3 separate regions of the Homo sapiens genome follow, and regions 2 and 3 are each linked to region 1. A link is a contact called in ENCODE Hi-C or POLR2A ChIA-PET data. All regions are on one chromosome and are shown on one strand. The core of a region is the stretch at or near the end of the contact, and the rest is flanking DNA. Distances in the headings are between cores, read along the strand shown. Region 1 has its middle 48 kb from the start of CDCA7. Region 2 has its middle 90 kb from the start of SP3. Region 3 has its middle 67 kb from the start of SP3.

Region 1 (3,151 bases), core at 293-2,792:
GACATCCATCCTTCCCCTTTCAGCCAGGAGCCATGCAGATGTGTAGGAATGGAGGAGTCATCATTTTACAGAAGAGGAAACTGAGGTTCAGAGAGGCTACGTGATGTCAAAAATCATAGCTGCAGGCCTGGCGCAGTGGCTCACGCCTGTAATCCAAGCACTTTGGGAGGCTGAGGGGGGCGGATCACCTGAGGTCAGGAGTTCGAGACCAGCCTGGCCAACATGGTGAAACCCCATCTCTACTAAAAATACAAAAATTAGCCAGGTGTGGTGGTGGGTTCTTATAATGCCAGCTACTCAGGAGGCTGAGGCAGGAGAATCGCTTGAGCCTGGGAAGCGGACGTTGCAGTGAGCCGAGATTGCACTACTGCACTCTAGCCTGGGCAACAAGAGCGAAATACCATCTTAAAAAAAGAATCATAGCAGACGTTAGGATCAGAACCGATCTACAGGAATGCAGAAGTTTCTTCACCCCTAGAACTTTGCTCTTTTATGCATACTCAGTATTTCTCAAGGTATGCTCCACAAGACACAAGTGCCTAGAACATAGGTGCTTTGTGGAAAGGAAAAGACAAAATGTCATGGTCGTCATGGTCAGATAAGTTTTGGAAGTGCTGGATCAGACAAATTTAAGTGGGCTTTTTCATTTGTTTGTTTGGACTGTAGAACTTATAGGACTTGTAACAAGATTTCTTTCCACAAAAGTTGGGGGAGTGGGGAATGCACAGATAGTGCCTACAGGCTTTCTCAGACTCTGACATCAGAACACTTTTTACCGCATGAAATAAATACCTGGGAGCCCCTTAGGGTCCAGCAACCTTTCACACAACGTAGCTTAGAAAATGCTGTGCCGAGCCCCTCTTTCTCAGCTATTTCATGGGCTGGAATGGCATTTGTCCACATTTTGTGGGGCTTCCTTGTCTCTCTGCAGATGCTTCTGAGCCAAGTCCAGAAGACGTGGGAAGTGGGGTCTCTTGGCACTGATGTAGCTACAGCACGAAGGTATTGTGTTTCTCCTTCCTAGGCACCCAAAGTGAGAGCAGCAGGGCGCAGCAGTGCCCAGAGCTGACTGATGGCATCAGGAAATCTAGCTCATCCCAACCACAGGCAGTTTTTAAAATTGGGGTTGTGGCTCCCCCTGCTAAAGGTATCCTCACAGGATGTCATATCAGAGCTCAGCCCCCGAGTGAGAAACAGTTATGCCTAGGGGTATGGAAGGGAAAAAGAGGAGGAAACGGGGGCTTTAATTTCCATCCCTGACTTTTTCCCGGCTGCCTTTGTAAGACTTTGGTCACCTGCTCCTAAAATGCCTCTTCAGCTGTGTTTCTACAGAGGTGTTAACTGCTTTCCTCACCGGGGACTGTGCAAAGGGAGACCTCTGTTTCTGGTTCAGCGACATTACCCACGGACCTTGTTACCAACCTTGGCGACCAGAGAACGCTGATCTCCAAAGGTCTAGACCCGGTGAAACAGCGTTCGGTGGCCACTGACCGGTTTCCAGAGTCAGAGCTCCCCCTGCTGGAATCCAAAGCACGTCGTAACCCTGTCTGGACGTATTTTATTCCACAAGACCGTGCAGCCCTGATTGAGTGAACTTTCCACCAGCCACTTTATCCTCATACACAGGCATTTTCCGAGGAGGACTTGAGCCGACATCAGTGTTTGGCCATTCGCGGTTCTCGCTTCCCCTTGGTTATTTCCCCTTCGCTGAAATATATTCTAGTTTTCCCAGCCCAGATCTAATTGGACTCCTCCGGGCTGGGAATTTAGGTTTGGGAGATTTCCCAAATTAAACCATGAAGTTTATCACTAATATAATTACATTTCTCAAATACCAGACCTTTTGCATTGCTCATCTAGATGGGGGAAAGGAAGAAAGGAAAAAGTGAGGAAGGGAGGGAGAGAGGGAGGGAGGGAGGGAGGGAAGGAAGAAAGGAGGGAAGGAGGGAAGGAGGAACAGTGAGTCCTGCTTTTCTATCATGGGATAATAACATGTCTAAAAAAAGTGTTTCCCTTAATTGGGACCCAGGGGACGGAGAGTAGAAAAATACCTCCAGAAAGTCCCCCTTCGGAGTGGGGTCTAGAGCACAGATGTTGGGAATCAGGTTTCACTCTGCTCCAACAGCTCAGCCTTTCCATGCCATAAGGACCCTGCGCTGTCTGCCGAGGAAAACAACGAACAGTAAACCTTTGCTCATTTCTAGCTTCATCTTCAGAGACCGGATTCTCCAGAATTCCTGTGGCTGAGTAATTCCATGTCCCTTGATTTGGGGAATTCCTCCTAGGTAAAGCTTTAACAGACACCATTCTATTTGAAATCGCAAGTACTGTGCATCTTTTCATTTGCTAAAGGAGAAGAAGAAGGGAAAGAAGGAAGGAGTAGAACCCAGTCAGTGTGAAATGTGTATCTCTCCTGTGGGACAGCGGCAAGGTTTTCTGCTGGTTTTCTAGATCAAACGAGGACTCCTTATGAACTACTGGCACAGAATTTCGAGGCTCTTTATGACTTAGAATTAGGGAGCATGTTGGCTGTGTTTTCCTCCTCCAAAGGTGGAATGTGTGGCCATTTTGGGGCACCTTGAAAATAAAAAATGGAAAGATACCAAATGCAAAAGCCTAAATAAAGGCATACCTCCTTCAACTCAGTAAATAATTATTCAGATTTACAAAAATGAATAAATAAGGGAGCAAATCTTCATTTTACAGAAGTATGCATACACCATGAGATTCCTTTACATTCCAAGTTCCCCTGATGCATAAAACATATGACTAGATTTACAAAAACTTGATTTACACAATTTTTTAGGAAAACAACTTTGCAGAAAGATTAGGTATGATTAGATGCTAGAAGAGCTCTTCTCTCAAGGGAAAACAAATGAGCTTAGCTAACGGGAGATGGTGGAGTTAATAACCAAAAAATTCTTCATGCCATTTGAAAGAGTTGATTTCAATATTGTGAAGTTCTTAAAGATTTCTTAGGCAACTCCAAATGACTGCTTACAGGCATGGGAACAGAACTCCTGGAAGGGACTGCAGCAGGAAATGGGCAGTGTTCAACCCTTTCTGAACTCAAGGGTTCCAGAAGAGAGCCCGTGAGGCCAAATGTGTCAGCTAGGAAATGATAGGGTCTGCCCCCTGTAGGGCAAAGGGA
Region 2 (3,324 bases), core at 597-3,096, 470 kb before region 1:
ACTCTTCATGTTTATGTGAATCCTCACAGAAGGAGGATAGCGGCTGAAACTTATACTTCTGCACAGAAACTGCTTCTTTTACTTCACATGCTAGCATTATATTCAAGCAAATAAGAAAATAGCAAAGCTGGTGCTTCTCCTACTACTCAGACAAGTTCTTTGTTAGCCTCATTAGAAGTAAACGCAATGACAGTCCAAACTAGCTAGGTGTGAAAGAAGAAATTAAAACAATTTGAAATTATTAGAAGACGCTTTTTTTTTCTTTTTTTTTGAGATAGTTTCACTCTTGTTGCCCAGGCTGGAGTGCAATGGCATGATCTTGGCTCACTGCAACCCCTGCCTCCCGGGTTCAAATGATTCTCCTACCTCAGCCTCCTGAGTAACTGGGACTACAGGCATCTGCCACCACGCCCGGCTAATTTTTGTATTTTTAGTAGAGTCAGGGTTCGCCATGTTGGCCAGGCTGGTCTCGAACTCCTGACGTCAGGTGATCCACCCACCTCGGCCTCCCAAAGTGCTGGGATTACAGGTGTGAGCCACCATGCCCGGCCCCTAGAAGACCCTTTGAAATATGGATTTATATCCTCAGTCATTGACAACAAGCCTTGGCCTCTGTGTATATTACACTTTAAAATATTGGGTAATAATAGATGTACATGTATTTCATTTATTTATTTATTTAGGGACAAGGTCTCACTCTGCAGTGGCACAATCATAGCTCATTGCAGCCTCAACCTCTCAGGCTCAAGTGATGCTCCCTCCTCAGCCTCTCAAATAGCTGAGACTACAGGCATGTGCCACCATGCCCAGCTAATTTTTAATTTTTTTTGTAGAGATGGGATCTTGTTATGTTACCCAGGCTGGTGTCAAACTTCTGGATGCGAGGGATCCACCTGCTTCAGCCTCCCAAAGTGCCGCCATTACAGGCATGAGCCACCATGCCTGACCATGTATATGATTTATAAATAAATAAATAAATATACATCTAGTAGGGAGTTATCCTTAAATTTTTCCCTATGGGGACGGTGAGATTAAAAAATGGTTTTGAGATGAGTGGTATAGGCGATCAAGACCTCTGCTATATTTGAATTTTGAGTTTGTGAGCTACCCGAAGCTTTAAAAAATGAGAGACAGAGAGAGAGAGAGAGAGAGAGGCAGGGCGTGGTGGCTCATGCCTGTAATCCCAGCACTTTAGGAGGCCGAGGTGGGCGGATCATGAAGTCATGAGTTCGAGACCAGCCTGGCCAATATGGTGAAACCCCATCTCTACTAAAAATACAAAAATTAGCTGGGCATGGTGGTGCAAGTCTGTAGCCCCAGCTACTCAGGAGGCTGAGGCAGAAGAATCGCTTGAACCCGGGAGGCAGAGGTTGCAGTGAGCCAAGATTGCACCACTGCACTCCAGCCTCGGAGACAGAGTGAGACTCCGTTTCAAAAAAAGAAAAAAGAGAAATGAACAGTTAGGACATCATTTTCGTGCTCAGGAATGACAAAACAGACCAGACTGTTTCCTCAAGGGAAGTAAAGCTCGTCTCAGCTTTCAATAAAAAAAAAAAAGAAGAAATTTTTTAATGGGGTCTTTCCTGTGGGGACCTGGGTGATACAGTGGACAATATCCTCAACATTTTTCCCACAGCAGATGCTGTGAGTTTCATTTGACTGCTTCTCAAAGGACTTTTGAGCGTTCTGTAATTGTTGGCTGTTATTACTGTAAATGCTGTGTCAGTGATTGGGATCTGTGTAGTGCTAGGTCCATTCCACAACCAAACAGCTTAGTTTTCACTTTACCCTGTAACTGTGAACTGGTGGTTGGATGCTTGGCTGATCATGCTTCACCCTTTGCCTGGCATAGGCAGGCATTGGCTTGGGTGCTTCCCCTTTCTTGTGCTCTGATTTCCTTAAATCTGTGCAAAATGCTTGTCATAATATTGCCTGACAGTATATATCAGTCCATATTTTTCTTTATGAATGTTTATTCCACAATTCAATTTACATCATTGAAGCAGCAACCTTGTGATTTCTTTTCACTGTATTCTCCTGAGACTCCCAGCCAGGTCCCAATCTTCTGACCTTGTGGGCCTCTTCACTGAATGAGGTTTGCTCTCAAGTTGCCTAAGCTGAGACTTTCCTGTCTAACTGAAAACTTGCAACATTGAAGCAAAGAGCTGCTCCTGTGGGTTATATTTTGGGGCATTTCTTCCAGCTCAGATGGGAAATTTGAGATAAATTTGTGTAATGTTTTAGGAATTTCTCCCCTGCTCTCCCTACCACGGTACCCATCAGGTTCTTCCTATGCAACAATTATATGCACTGGCTTTCGAAAAGAGCCCCCAGGATGGGCCCTCTGGTGGAGGGGAGGGGGACCCACCTTCACGGATGCAGTTAGACATGCTAGTGCTTGTGGCCCAGTTGAGACATCTGGGACCTCATTAAGAACGAGGCTTAAGGAAGATGCCAAAGGGCTTTTAAAAGATATCTCTGAAACCACAAAAAACCTTCTGCTCTATATCCGCACCAGGTGAAACCAGGGCTCACCTTTCGCTGACACACACTGATGTAGCTACATTGGTTGTCTGGATGTGGAAATCCATCCATGTATGTCAGTACGTGGCCACTGCCACAGGCCCGCTTCCCGTGCGCTCTCCCTCACCCCAGCTGCTCTGGATGCCACAGGAAGCCTCCATTCCTGCCCCACGATCCAGAACCTCACCCCTGGATTAAAGTAGATGGTAAGGCTGACTTCTGCACGGTCTCCCTATGCTGTGGGCCCCGCCCAGGGGCCTCATGTGTCTCCCCTCTCAGAGTCTCTTTCCTGCTTGCCCCCCACATCCTTGATTCCTTTGAGGCTTCATTGTCTCTATTGGAGAGTGCTTTTGTCACTCACAGAAATGACCTGGGGCAAGTCCTCTGGCCTCAGATCATCCACTGCCAAATGGAGATGCTGTGTGAAGTTAAAGAAGAAAATGACTGAGGCCCTGGGCTTAGCATATGGGAACCTCACAGGAAGGTGAGCTCCCTCCTCTTCCTTCTCCTCTTCCTTCCCCTTCCCCCACTGTCTTTCTCACTATCATCTTCATGATCATCCTGCAACCTGGGACCCAGTTGTGCTCTCAGCCACTGTTTGCCAATCTCCATTAGGGCAGGAGAAGTGAATTAAAGGGCTGGTAGTGCTCAAGTGTGTTCAGGAAGGGTCAGGAGGGGCAGTTGAGAACTTTTATCCTTCCTGCTCCAACCTATCCACTTCTTGAGTCTTGGGGCATGTTCAGGAGAATGAGGGCGTGTTCCAAATTCCCCAGTGACTTCCGGGAAACCTTTCTAGTCTTT
Region 3 (3,032 bases), core at 359-2,858, 500 kb before region 1:
GACATCTGGAGCACTGTGCCCCAAGCCTGGGAGAGCCTGCGTATAGGCCTTGTCTACTTGGCACGTTTAGATTCATGAGGGGACCTAATAAACCTTTTATGACTTTCAAAGAAAGAACATAGGGCCTTACTTGCTCAGGCTCTAGTGTTAAACTTGAGGCTCACTTGATAAGCCAAATTCAGGGCAGCAAAAAACTAAGAAAAGTTGATGATGGGAATGTATCTTTCTAACCAAAGTGTTCCTCAAATCTACTCCAATATTGGAGACAGTGAGTCAACCCTGAAATGGAGACTAGAAACTATAAGGCAGCAACATATGCACAAAACCAACTTTTTTTTTTTTTTTTTTGAGATGGAGTCTCATTCTGTCACCCAGGCTGGAGTGCAGTGGTGCAATCTCGGCTCACTGCAACCTCCACCTCCCGGATTCAAGCAATTCTTTTGCCTCAGCCTCCCCAGTAGCTGGGACTGCAGGCACATGCCACCACGCTCAGGTAATTTTTTGTAGTTTTAGTAGAGACGGGATATCACCGTGTTTCGATCTCCTGACCTCGTGATCCACCCACCTCAGCCTCCCAAAGTGCTGGGATAACAGGCGAGAACCAACGCGCCTGGCCAAAACCAACTTTTTAAAGCAATATTCTGCCCTATAAGTCATTATGTGACTGATGACGCACAGCAAAAGCGACAGTAGGTGTGAACACCATCCGGAACCAAGGTCTTGTGTTACCTAGTCTCCTCTCTGCTGGGCTGGTTTCTTTTTCAATTGGCAAAGGATAAAGGGACAGTTTTTTGAGATATTTCTCATGTCCTAGAATTTAAACTTAGGACACAGAGGGCAAAGGCTCGGAGGAAAGAAGTTAGCCGTTAACAGCTATGGCTGTGGAGAAAGAAGGTGTCCTAGAATGTGCGGGAGCATCATGGGGCCGGACTCAGCCTGCAGCGCCAGTGCTGAGCGACCTCTTTTAACACTCTGTACTTAAAGAACAACCAAAGGTGGTATACAGTCTTAACATTATTTGAAGGTGGCTTTTTGGACTCTGACTCAGTGTGATCGCAGCTTCTTTGTTCTTGAGGACTTTATCCCATCACAACTGTGAGATCTGGTGGGGAGCAAGCTGCAAACTTAAATTCCTCCCTGGTTTTGCTCTACAAGGGCAGAGAAAACTGTCCCTTTGCAAACAGTCATAAAATTAACAGGGTCACGGCATGGGTTCTATCAACTTGCTAGACTGTCAGGCAACCAGCTGCAGAAGGACCTAGGCCTTGCTCGTCATTGACCTCTAAGAATTAGCAGCACCGGGTTGCTAACTCCTTTGCTTTTGGCAGTTACTTCTGTCTTAGTTTCCCTATTGCCCCATGGGCAGGCAGCTAGGTGAGTGAAGTCTGGGTTCGCCTTGTCTCATTGTCACCTACTCCTCACTCACAATCAGGTTCTTGAAAGAGTTGCCCACACACTTTTCACTTCCTTTTCCCCTGCTCTCCTCTCAAATAACTCCCATCTGGTTTCTGTTCCTTCACTTCACTAAAGATGGTCTTGAAAAGGTCAACAGTGACCTCCCTGTCACTAACGCATGTAACATTGAAACATTCACATACTGCCTGACCTCAGTGTTCACATCAGTTGGCTGTTCTCCATTTGTTGAAGTAGATTCTTTCCTAATATCTACCCATGGCCCAGCTGTTTCCTTCTTCCTCTTTCCGCTTCTCTCTCTCCTTTGCTAGCTTTTCTTCTTGTACCTGGCAGTTAAATGTCGAATTTTTCCCAGGCTTGATCCTGAGCTGATTTCTCTTCTCAATCCGCACTCTTTTACTGGATGATCTCATTTGTTCTTGGGATTTCCTTTTACTGCAGACGTGGGCAACTCCCAAGTTTTCCATCTTCACTCCACTCCTCAACTGAGTTGCAGGTAAAATATTGAATTACCTATTTGGCCCCTGTTTTGGAACTTTCACAGGTACCTCAAACTTTATGTGTTCAGAATTCAGTTTCTGAATGTCTACTCCTAAACCTGGACCTTCAGTATTTATCTCAATGAATAACGTCATATGCTTCTCGATGCTCATGCCAGAAAGGGGAAGGTTAACGTTGACACCCTCTCCTTCCCATTCCCCATATTGATCTTGTTGATTGTCCAAGTGTCTCAAAGCCATGCATCTCTCTACATCTCCTCTACCAGCATCCGAGCAACAGCCATCATTTTTTGCTTGGATTACAGCAGTATCCTGGAATCTGGGCTCCTCGTAACCACTCTTCCTGACTCTGACTAGTCCACACTCCAATCAGCAGCCCAGAGTGATCTTTGAAAATGTCAGTCTCCTTAAAACTCTTTATTGGCACTTCACCTAGCATCCCGAGGCTTTGCCATGCCTGGCTGGGCCTCTGCCGGCTTCCCCAGCCTCCGCACACATGAGCCTGTCCCTTACTCGCTGTGCTCTGACCAACTACCCTTTCTCACTCAGATGGCTCAGGTTCCTTCCACTTGTCTCTGCATCCTGTGCACTTGGTTAGGGCTGCATTATGACTTTCATAGGTCCTAGGCACTTTTGCCTTATAGACTCCTTCATAAATATATTTTTAAAATTATGACTATATTGGTACAAAGATGAATATAATCTAGGTTGGATTCATTTTTTATTGAGATAAATGTACATAAACAAATGAGCCATTAGCATTAAAAAATTTTAATTGACAAAAATTTTACATACTTATGATATATAGCATATTTTGAAATGTATACTTATACATTGTGTAATGGCTAAATCACGCCAATGAACATATGCATTACTTCACATGCTTATTTATTATGTGTCAAGAACACTTAAAATCTACTCTCTTAGAAATTTTCAAGTATACAATACATTGTTATTAACCATAGTCACCATGCTGTACACTAACCATCTTAAAGCGTACAATTGAGTGGCATTTCATACACTGACAATATTGTGCAATCACTATCTCTACCTACTTCCAAAACTACCTCAAAGAAAATCCTGTGCCCATTAAGCAGACATGTCCCCATAAGCCCCTCC

The links. Hi-C counts contacts between places; a loop is a spot of excess contacts on that map. ChIA-PET counts read pairs that join two places held with the same protein, here RNA polymerase II (POLR2A). Pooled maps may share reads with other maps.
Region 2: a loop to region 1 is called in a pooled map, with 2.2 times the contacts of the local background. The contact joins two enhancer-like sites. A Hi-C loop is called at or near these places in 4 of 168 maps with a recorded cell type or tissue (HCT116, IMR-90, ectodermal cell and 1 more), 1 of 37 single-sample maps with no recorded cell type and 12 of 50 pooled maps. POLR2A ChIA-PET finds 5 or more read pairs at or near these places in 1 of 52 experiments (Panc1).
Region 3: a loop to region 1 is called in a map of naive thymus-derived CD4-positive, alpha-beta T cell, with 3 times the contacts of the local background. The contact joins two enhancer-like sites. A Hi-C loop is called at or near these places in 5 of 168 maps with a recorded cell type or tissue (HCT116, IMR-90, ectodermal cell and 2 more) and 11 of 50 pooled maps. POLR2A ChIA-PET finds 5 or more read pairs at or near these places in 2 of 52 experiments (Panc1 and activated T-cell).

The regions. Positions count from the first base shown.
Region 1 is chr2:173,400,947-173,404,097 of GRCh38, reverse strand. No RefSeq gene overlaps it. Among named protein-coding and RNA genes, the nearest start is that of CDCA7, 48 kb to the right of the region's middle. RefSeq lists a silencer at 1,433-1,602. Within about 2 kb of position 1,542, at least 2 of the 41 ENCODE cell types and tissues checked have a DNase peak (open chromatin) inside an H3K27ac peak, as active enhancers do.
Region 2 is chr2:173,873,538-173,876,861 of GRCh38, reverse strand. No RefSeq gene overlaps it. Among named protein-coding and RNA genes, the nearest start is that of SP3, 90 kb to the left of the region's middle. RefSeq lists a silencer at 1,699-1,828. Within about 2 kb of position 1,846, at least 2 of the 41 ENCODE cell types and tissues checked have a DNase peak (open chromatin) inside an H3K27ac peak, as active enhancers do.
Region 3 is chr2:173,896,852-173,899,883 of GRCh38, reverse strand. No RefSeq gene overlaps it. Among named protein-coding and RNA genes, the nearest start is that of SP3, 67 kb to the left of the region's middle. Within about 2 kb of position 1,608, at least 4 of the 41 ENCODE cell types and tissues checked have a DNase peak (open chromatin) inside an H3K27ac peak, as active enhancers do.